Regions from separate parts of the Homo sapiens genome. Here region 2 is linked to region 1. A link is a loop called in an ENCODE intact Hi-C map of the cell type or tissue named here. Cell type or tissue: endothelial cell of umbilical vein. All regions are shown on one strand.

Evidence for each region. A loop is a pair of places that touch in the nucleus more often than their neighbours do. Peaks named below come from ENCODE experiments on the same cell type or tissue, not always from the same donor. Only the 100,000 strongest peaks of a DNase experiment are listed, where the experiment ranks them.
Region 2: a loop joins it to region 1, with 5 times the contacts of the local background. A loop is called at or near these places in 9 of 110 quality-filtered maps.

What each region holds. Positions count from the first base shown.
Region 1 is chr3:159,882,884-159,887,883 of GRCh38, reverse strand. It overlaps IQCJ-SCHIP1 (IQCJ-SCHIP1 readthrough), which reads right to left. Exons shown (of 10, transcript NM_001414413.1): 6 at 1,560-1,677; 7 at 1-176. SCHIP1 (schwannomin interacting protein 1) reads right to left here. Exons shown (of 8, transcript NM_014575.4): 4 at 1,560-1,677; 5 at 1-176. Among named protein-coding and RNA genes, the nearest start is that of IL12A, 100 kb to the left of the region's middle. In endothelial cell of umbilical vein, a CTCF peak has its summit at 2,894 (motif pointing left); DNase peaks (open chromatin) are centred at 2,903, 4,333 and 4,923; H3K27ac peaks cover 2,058 bases.
Region 2 is chr3:159,764,255-159,769,254 of GRCh38, reverse strand. All of the region lies in intron 4 of IQCJ-SCHIP1 (IQCJ-SCHIP1 readthrough), which reads right to left. It overlaps SCHIP1 (schwannomin interacting protein 1), which reads right to left. Exons shown (of 8, transcript NM_014575.4): 2 at 4,117-4,812. It overlaps IQCJ-SCHIP1-AS1 (IQCJ-SCHIP1 readthrough antisense RNA 1), which reads left to right and starts at 643. Exons shown (of 3, transcript NR_121669.1): 1 at 643-681; 2 at 756-951; 3 at 3,512-3,873. RefSeq lists an enhancer at 4,586-5,000. In endothelial cell of umbilical vein, a CTCF peak has its summit at 2,484; DNase peaks (open chromatin) are centred at 2,504, 3,504 and 3,864; H3K4me3 peaks cover 2,168 bases; H3K27ac peaks cover 2,489 bases.

The sequences.
Region 1 (5,000 bases):
TTCCTGTTCTGTTTCTCCACTTCTACTTGCATTTTGGCCATTGGTTTGGCCATGGCAAGGGCCATTTTGGCTTCAGCTTGCAATTTCTTTTGCCTTGTAAGGAAGTCCATGTCATCCAAGGATTCAGACTCCTCTTCAGTAGTGTCTCTATCAGAATAGGAAGAACTCTGTTTGCTCTGCAAAGGGAAAAAGAGCAGCCTGAGCCTTCCATGCATGCCAGCTAGCATCCACTTAGAGATGGGCTACAACATCCTCTGAGCCTTCTCTCAGAGCAGCTCAGAGTTCCCTCCCTCAATGTGACTTGCTACTTGAGTTGATAAATCTCAAGTAACAGAAAAAGGGTCTAGTTTAAAATAGATTTTAGCATAAACAGAGAGAGCAGTATAGTTAATAATGGGAAATATATTTACAACAACCTTGAAATATGTCTTTGATTCTTGGCCTCAAAACTTTCCTGAAGTGAACAGACATAACAAAATATTGACTCGAAGCCAAGGCCCTACGTAGGTTCTTTGCGTGGACAGGATCTCATGTATCCAGTGATGTTCTGATGTCGCACTGCACTCAACGACAACAGTTTCCTCTTTGTTGGTCTTTGGTAAAAAAGGCTATAGACAGACCTCACAGAGAGGAAAGAATTCCAGCAACAGGCACCCATGATTATTCAGCCAACTTCTGTAATGGGAAGGAAAGACATGAGCTAATATTTCTAAGCCCAATAGGGAAGAACTGGATTTAGCTTATTTTCTCTTTATAATTTTTAGAGCATATCTAATTTCTCTCTCTCTCTCTGATATGGTTTGGCTGTGTACCCACCCAAATCTCATCCTGAATTGTAACTCCCACAATTCCCATGTGTCGTGGCAGGAACCCAGTGGGAGGTAATTGAATTATGGGGGTGGGTCTTTCCTGTACTGTTCTTGTGATAGTGAATGAGTCTCACCAGATATGATGGTTTTAAAAATGTAAGACGTGACTTGCTCCTCCTTGCCTTCCGCCATGATTGCAAGGCCTCATTAGCCATGTGGAACTGTAAGTCCATTAAACCTCTTTCTTTTGTAAATTGCCCAGTCTTGGATATGTCTTTATCGGCAACATGAAAATGAACTAATACACTCTCTCTCGTTAGAGACAGGGTCTCACTATGTTGCCCCGGCTGGAGTGCAGAGGTGTCATCATAGCTCACTGCAGCCTTGAACTCCTGGGCTCAGCTGATCCTCCCGCCTCAGCCTCCTGAGTAGCTGGGACTATAGGCACCATGATCAGCTAATGTTTGTATTTTTTTATAGAGACAGGGTTTTGCCATGTTGCCCAGGCTGGTGATTTCTCTAATGGTTTAATATGAAAATAGTTATTAACTTTAAGAAAGCTTATATATCTCTATTTTATTACAACTTTGACTTTTTAATCATTGTCAAATTTTAGGAGCATGCAATTCCAAGAAACTTTTCTTCTTTAATCTCTGAAATGTTTGTTCCTGATTCACCTTACAACAGAAAAGAAGCTAAATGGCCCGGAAATCACAACACCGAGCTTCAGCTGGTGCTGTTTGGACTCACCATGGGAGACAAGGGGGTGTCCAAGCTGGTTTCAGTCTTACTGTCATCAGCATCACTGTCCTTATCACTGCCACTGTCGTTGACAAAGCATATCTGCAAGTTCATCCCACTCTGCAGTCTGGGCAGAAACAAACAGGACACTAGTTCTACTTAGCTGTTTGTTATTTGGCTTCAGCCAATAGAACTGTCTGATTTTGCTAACAGAAAGTAGTCTTATGTGTTCTTCACATGGAGAAATGAGCAACCAATATTACTCTCCACATATAAATAACTCTTAGTAGAGGATTTTCCAATGTTCTGTGAGTTTTTTCCTCGCCAGTTTCATGGTAAGTGAAAAATAATTTAAGGCCCCATGTTAGAGCACCCAGCACAATACCAAACAGATAGTTGGTGCACAATAAAAATGTGTTGAGTCTTTGAGTTTACAGTCCTGTCAATCAAGATGAATGGGGTCCTCGGGCAAATAAGGCTGCGTGGTGTCATCTAGAGAACCCGTCCCAGGGGGACAATCAAAGACTCTCTCACTGGAGCCAGCATCCCAAGGCCACAGCTCTCTGAAGAAAGACTCCTTTTCTCCCAAATAGACAGAATAGGGTCATCTGAAGGAAATCTTTAAGGCAGTTGCCAAAAGCCAACCAAGGGAGCTCATTTATATCATTAAGGAAGGAAAACACCACAGGTTCACACTTAAAAAAATGTAAGGAAGCCCCAAACCCAGGCAGTAAGGTGCAGCCTTAGAACACAGCAAGGTTCTGCAGACCACCTCCTGCACACAGAACCTCAGGGACAGAGACCTTTGGGAAGCCATTATATGTGTGGTGAATCCTGAAGCTCCAGGGCTGATGTTTTTGGAAGCACAGTCACAAAGGGTAACCTGGCCGTGTAGCTGCCACTCGCAGGCCAGGCTGCACAGCCAACTTTTTGTTCTAACCTTCTTTTGAAGTTGAACACATTTCAATACTGTTTGGTGATAAAGCATTTTTAAAGAAGTAGTTTTCCTAGCATCTCTAGTAGCCCCAGTCTCTGTGTAAGCTTAGGGAAAGAAAAGGCAAAAGGAGGTTCCTACGCAAGAAAAGATCCCAAGGAAGCTGACCTAAGCCAGGTTTAGGGCAGAGGATGCTGAATTTCTCTGGCATTATTACTGCCATAGGAAGAAATGCCAAGAACAACTTACCTGAGATTTGACTTTTCAATTCCAATGGTAGGAATGCTTTGTAGAAATTGATCAGATCACTCATTTAAAGTGATTCTTTTATTGAAAACAACACAGAACCCAGAAAAAGAAAATCTGATTTAACACGGGAACCATAATTGTTATGGGTATGCACTGCCACCTATTGTTAAATTCTGTAATTACTGAAAATCCCAGCTTACAACCCCTGTAAGAAAATGCAGCCATTCCCTCAATCTGCCCAGCTCTATTTGCTCCCTACCCTCATGGCACAGGCAAGGGGGAGCCAGGCCCAGAACTAGGGGTTAGAAAGCAACACACCCCACTCTGATCATCTGAAGATGCTTGGAGTGAGCTGAACTTAGGTTCTGAATCCTTACTTCTTTCTCCAGGCACATTACAAAAGCTCTATGACCCTCAGTTTTCCTCATCGATAAAATGGGTTGAATAGTAGCAAACCCAGTGTTATGCAGGAAGGATTAAAATAGTTCATTCAGAGCTTAGTGCAGGGCAAGTGACCTGTACATGTGAGTTGCTCTCCATTCTCTATTTACTGAAAGTCTAAACAAAAGGAACAGAATTTTAGAGGTGAAATGACTCTCTAAAGTCACTTACTCTAATACTGCTTGTCCTGTCACAATAATCCCTGATGTAGAATCAACTCTCTGAGACAACACATGGTCTATTAGGCAGTTTGTTCTTCTACTGAGCTGGGATTTGCCACCTTTTTACTTTTATCCATTGGATATACATACATACATAAACACACACACACACACACACACACACACACACACACACACAGACACAGACACACATATATATTTTTTTCCTGGAGAAATCTAATATGTTCAGGTTACCCTTTGATTCCATGCAGGTTTAGAAATTTTAATGTCTGTCGGTCTAAAAAAATAAAATCAACCCCCTTTTAATAATAATACTCAAGTTCTATGGATTGGAAGATGGTGGGAAAAAAGCTGTTAGCAAATTAAAAACAGACACATTTTAAAGACAAACCCTAATTTGAATCTAGGATTATGTAGCATTTTCTATTTATTGAATAAAGTCTTGAGAAGAAGGGTCTGGCTACTGGATACACAGATTATAAAAATGTAAAATAACCCGCAATACAAAACACAAAGCAAAATAAAGTTTACAATGTCCAGATATATGTATTTTCACTCAGAAGAAAGTCTGATCATAAATTCTGTTGTTCTGCGGCCACGCTGACTTCTTTTTGAAGGATTAACCCAGACTTAAACATCCCATATAGTCTAACTCAGGAAAGGAAAGAAAAAAAAAAGTTGGGGGAGATTTAGTAGTCTGCGTAAAATCAAAAAACGCCGCAGGTAGAAATTCAGAAAATCGCCTTAGTACCACATTATCCCCATAGGAAACTGAAGAGAGCTTCTTATAGGGTGAGACATAATTCCTTATAGTGGTAATCACCAAGAATGTTACTCTCAGGAAAAGGAAATTATATGACATAACAGCTAATGGTTCAGAGGGGATTTTAGTAAAGACATCTTAAAACGAGCTCAGGTTTCAAGAAGGATTTGTTTGCTTTTAGCCTTTAAGCGGGTTTTAAGATGAAGTCAGCTCTCGGTGAAACTCAACCACAGCTCCCAAGCAGCCTGAATGGATGAGTGGGGCCACCTGGTGCTGCTGAAGGCCTCTGTGCCCAGGGTGGAAGAACAGATAACCCCTGTTCCAGGACCCTGCCCACCCTGGGAGACATGGCTGTTCTTGAGGCTCACATCTGAAAACCACAGTTCCCCGGGCCTCTGTCCCTCACACTGCAGTGCATCTGGCTGCCCTCATAACCAGTCTTGCAAAATTCAGGCTGCAGGGTGCCTAATTTACCTAGATCTCTCAAGCACAGTCTGAGGTGAAAACAGAACACGATCCTCATCTTGTTAATTAGAGATATAATTTCAAGGTATCCAATTCAAGGTTACTTGATGTTTCAAGTGGCATTTAGCAGAGCACTGTACAAAGGCTGCTGGAAGTCAGCCTTGCCTGTCGATTTCATTTCTGAAAGGTCTGTCTTGGTTATCCCAGAAAGCTCTTCTCCCTTACACACCACAAGGCAATTAAAAACAACGCTGCTGCCCGGAGCTACTGGCAGGGAGCACCAGGGGTCTGGAAAGAAAGTGTCCTTGACGGAGAATGCCCGGAAACATGGAGAGATAAAGACTAAGTATGTCTTCTGGACATCTCAGTGTGAGCAGGAGTGGCCTCAGTGTGACAGTGCCTACTGGCCAGGAGCA
Region 2 (5,000 bases), 120 kb after region 1:
TTTTGAACAGGAGCAAGAGGGCTACAGTGATGCACTAAGGTCCTGGAGAAGCAGAAGAGAGAAAGCCGACTGTTTGTGGCCCGCTCTCATAAGAGGGAAAACTGTCCAGTCCTGTGCACCAGAGTTAGAGTAGGCAAGAAGATAAGAATTTAAGAGAAACATGAACTTCTGCAAGCAGGACTCCTAATCTGACATCAAAGGCACCAACCCCAGAACCTTTCTTTACTCCATCTATGGCCCTTGAATTTATTAAGAGTGTTCACGCACAAGACGGAATACAAGCCCAGGGCAGGACTGTGAGAAGCACACTGACACCAGATGAGCAGGGGCTGCCCATGGAAGGGGCACTTCTGGGAGTAGTTCTGGTTTTTGGGTAGAGCCCCTCACCCTCTCTGCATGTTTCAAGCATTTATTTGTGCCAGGCACAATGCGAACTACTGGGGATATGGCTGTCCCAGGTGATGACATCACAGTGGAGGGCTGGACCAGGTGCTGGAGGTCTGTCTTGAGCCCCCAGCTCTGAGATGGAGCAAGGATCCAGTCACTAGAGTGTTTCCATCAGGACTCCCCAGGCCCTTCCATGCTGTGACACCAAAGATAGTTCCTGACAGCATCCAAGCTCATCATCCTCCACAGATACCAAGAGAGAGATTAGTTTTCTAAACCCATCGCAAAGTGAAGGTCAGTGCTAGGTTTTAAATCCCACCTAAACATTGTGCATTTTTAAATTTGCCTCTCAATCTTATCTGAATTAGGGATAGCTGATTGTCATCCCATTTTTGAGACCTCAGTCATCCTTCTGCGTGCATCACCACAACTAAGAGGAAGGAAAGAGCACTGGATGTGGAGTGAGGAGACATGGATTCTGTCACTACCCTGCTCTGCAGAACCCAATAGTATGTCATTGAAACAAAACAATACAAAACCCTGTCTACAAAAGAAGACTCATAAGTAAGGGGGTTTTGATGATTTCCCAGTTTACTTATGTCCTTAATTCTAAGGAAGTGCAATAAGAGACTTGTCAATAGGAAACCCTTTAAGTTTCAGGGAGGTGGGAGCTCCTTCCTTTCCTTTTATTTCAAATTATTTTAAGCATTAAAAAAGGGGGCGGGGAACTAGTCTGGTGTCACAAGAAAGAACAAAACCCTGTTCATAAGTTTCTCACTGGGTCTGAGGCAAATCACTTAACCTCTCTGGGCTTCAATTTTCTCAACTGTAAAATGGGAGTTGGATTAGGTATGGGTTGTGTTGTTGTCATAAACATTCATTCATTCATTCATTCAATATTTGAGAACCTACTCCATCCCAGGCATGTTCCAGGCAATAGGTTATAGAGTTAAAAAACAGGCAAGAACTCCCGCCTACATTTCAGAGGGACCAAAAATAGAGGACTAAATAAGATAATGTCAGATAGTGACAAGCACTAAGAAAACAATACACCAGGAGTGCTGGAGTTGGGGTGCAGTGCTGTTACTTTACTTTAGGAAGGGTGGTGGGGGACAGCTTCTCTGAGCTGGTGAGAGTTGAACTGAGTCTGGAATGATGAGAAGGAACCAGACACTTGCTTCCAAGCAGAGGTTACAGAAGGGCAAAAGCCCTGAAGTAGGAATAGGCTTACTTGGTGAAGAGAAGCTATCCCCTTTTCATTGTATACCCCATTCCTAGTGGTGTGTATTAATGCCACTTAAATATATTCATACAAGACATTTTAAAGAGGAGTAAAATATCATTGGATTTGAACAGTTCCTTCAAGGCAGGCCTTCTCTTCCACACGGCTCCTTTGTTCTTCTCCGGTTTCTGTCCTCATGGTCATAAATTCCCTTACGTACTCCAGGCAGCACTAAACAGGATTTAAATCAGTGCTTTTCAATCTTTTATAACAGCGACCCATAGTGAGAAGTAAACTTTATGTTGCAACCCACCATACATATAAAACTAAAGTTTTAAAAATTACCAACTTTACTATGACTCCCTGCAATACACTATCATACATTCTATTTTATTTCATTTTTTTAAATGCTAAGGTGATTTCATGGGAAACTTACTGTTTGAAAAACAGTATTCTAAACCAACACTGACTAGTAATTTTGTTCAAACACAAACCAAAACATGAAAAAATCCACCATTAACCTCAAATGCTACCTCCTTCTCCCTTTTTTCTGTATACATCCTTGCTTTGACACAATGAAATCTAAATTTCTCTGTGTAACTTGTAGAGGAAATGACCAGAAGGGGCATTTCCAGGAAAGCTGGAAGTGAAGGAAAGAAACCCAAATATGCAAATATGCAAACTGTTCACTAGGTGAGGATACACCATTGGTTTCAAAGACTGCCCAAGAAGGAAAGATTCATAGTCTTCACAATAACCAGAAGATGCGTTGGGGGTGGGGGTATGAGGTGGTGCTAGGTAAGCCATCAAATTTTAAGTTCCTGGAGGGAAGGCAGTCTGTATCCCTACCCTTCCCTCACCAGAATTTCAGCCCCATGTGGACTGATGTGTAACTACAGCACTCAGAACCATCCCTGGCACACAGCACATACATGGGTGCTCAAAAACAATTTGTTCCACAACTTTTGAATAATGGAGCTCATTGTCACCATCAAACCCTAACTTTGCATGTATACCCAAGTACTAAATTTTCCTGGAATGTATAAATGTCACGCAATAGCAAACTAACCTCCTGCTTATTTCCCACTCATTGTTCAAGCCCAGGTATTAATGAGGTATTTTTCTCAAGCACAAAGTGGGAAAAGGATATTTTCTATTGCAAGGTATAAGAGATAGTATTGACTGTAATGGAAAGATTCCACGTCTGTTAATGGCCATGGTAAACTCCTAAACAGCTGGAATTAAAATGAGTATGCTAATTTATTAAGTAGTTTCCCAAGGGAAACTAACCAGCAGGCTCTGTCAGCCAAGGGCGCTCTCTGATAGAACCATGGCAATTTCTCTGTGAAACACAGTTACCATCCTCACCCCTGAAGTCAGAAGTGCATGCACCCAATTTTCAGGAGCCCCGGGGTCCTGGTGTCGCAAAAATTACACCCGCAAGGCAAGCATTTTCCCACCTGCCACACAGCTGCCACACACAGAAAGCAGCTCCTTTCAACTACGCCCTTCAGCCCTAATTAGGGTCATCATTAATGATTTCAAATTACAACTGTTGCTTTATCTCAAAGCAGTGCTAAACAGGGGAGCTACCTTCATGATGGTTTTCTTTTAAGTCATTTATCTGCTCTTCTCTCAGGGGCAAAAAAGATGTTGAGACAAGTGTGAACCTGCCAGTGCTTCTTATTATAGATGCAGCCCTCCTCTCCTCCCTCCCTCTTTTCCACTCCAGCACCCCTCCCTGTCTGGCTTTCCTGAATTGAGGCAGTAGCCTCCGGGAAGAAACTGTAAGTGGCTCCGTTATCAAAACAAGGAGGGATTCACAGCAGAGGGAGTGAGTCAGGCGACCGAGGGAAGAACCCCTCCCTTATCCTGACAGGTCCATTTACCCCGTTCCCCCAGGTCAACAATAACTCGGGTTTCATAAAGGAAGAAAGTCTTAGAGGAGGAAAATCAACCCATTCAAATACAGGAGCATCTGCTTAACACAAGACGGAACGAACCCCGCTGCCAGACCGGTGGTGTGGGCAGGCGAATGTGTGCGTGTGCATAGGAACAAGCCTATATATGGATGAGACATTAGTGGCAACGAGAGGAGAGCCACCACGATTGACAAAGCCACAACTATTACGATTTGAAATATCCCCCGCAGGCACTGACTTTTGGTGCCAGAATCTCCCCGGATTTATTTTCAGGCAAGTGACTCACAACCTGGTCTCCATAAGTAATTCCATTAAAATGAGTCGCCGGTTCCACTAACCCGACTTTCCGCTGCCCTCTGGCTGCTCCTCCTTCCTCTCCGCCCATCCTGCAAACCCAGACAGCTCACAGACCGAGCAACCTTATCCCCAGGGGAGCAGACGGCAGGCTCTCTGGCCTGGCCCCCACCCTCGAGGAAGAATGAATGGGGCCGCGGGCGGGCGGGAGCGCAGGGAGGGGGCGTGCGGGCTGTGCGCGGGGTGTGTACGCGTGTGTGCGCGCGTGGGCACGCACCCCGGCCAACTTACGGAGGTGGAGTTGGTCCTCGCCTGGCCCTGGTTCCGTACCTCCTGCTCCCGGAACTGCAGCCCGGCCAGATGCTTCTCCAGCGCCTCCCAATCCATAGGTGGCACCGGGGGCTCTTCGGGGACGCACGTCCCGCCGTCTGGGGGCTGAAGGCAGAGCCCCCCAGCCGCCGGGCCGCGGCCACTGCGCCGGCCCCCAGCCGGCTGGGGCTTTTGGATCGCCCGGCGGGGGCCCCGGGAACAGCTCGGCCGGCCAGCCACCACCACGTTGCCATTGTGCCTGAGGTCCTGGGGGTCGTGCTGGTGGAGGTTGCCGTTGGGCACCGGGGGCGGCATGGCGGTGGTGGCGCTCCTGCCCCCGCCGCCGCCGCTGCGGGTCCTGGCGCTTACGTCCCCCGGTTCCCGGGCCGGAGAGCGGTCATCCCGGTACCCTCGCTGGTCGCGCTCGTCCTCCTCTTCCTCCTCCTCCCCGTCCTCCTCCGGCGCCCACTCATCAATCACCTTCTTCTGGTAGACCGGGAAGGGCTCCTCATAGTCCTCCAGGGCAGACACCAAGTCCAGGCTGCCCCCCGGCGACGATGAAGATTTGCACTCGGAGCAAGGGGTCACTTTGGTGGAGTTGGACTGTGAACTGGCGCGGCTGCTGCTGCTGCTGCTGCCGGCGTCACTGCCTAGATCCATCCCATCCTCTCGGTAATCCTAGGGGGAGGAGGTAGAGAGTGAGCTGCTGGGCCAAGCCTGCTCCAGCCTCCCGCCACCCGCCCCAAATGCCCCGGCTCAGTGCCCCGCACCCTGCGCCCGCTGGGTCAGAGGTGCGTCCCCCAAGGAGGCCTGGGGGCGGGAGCCAGCACCAGCCTGAGGCTTCCCTCCTGCCCGCCTTTCCTCTC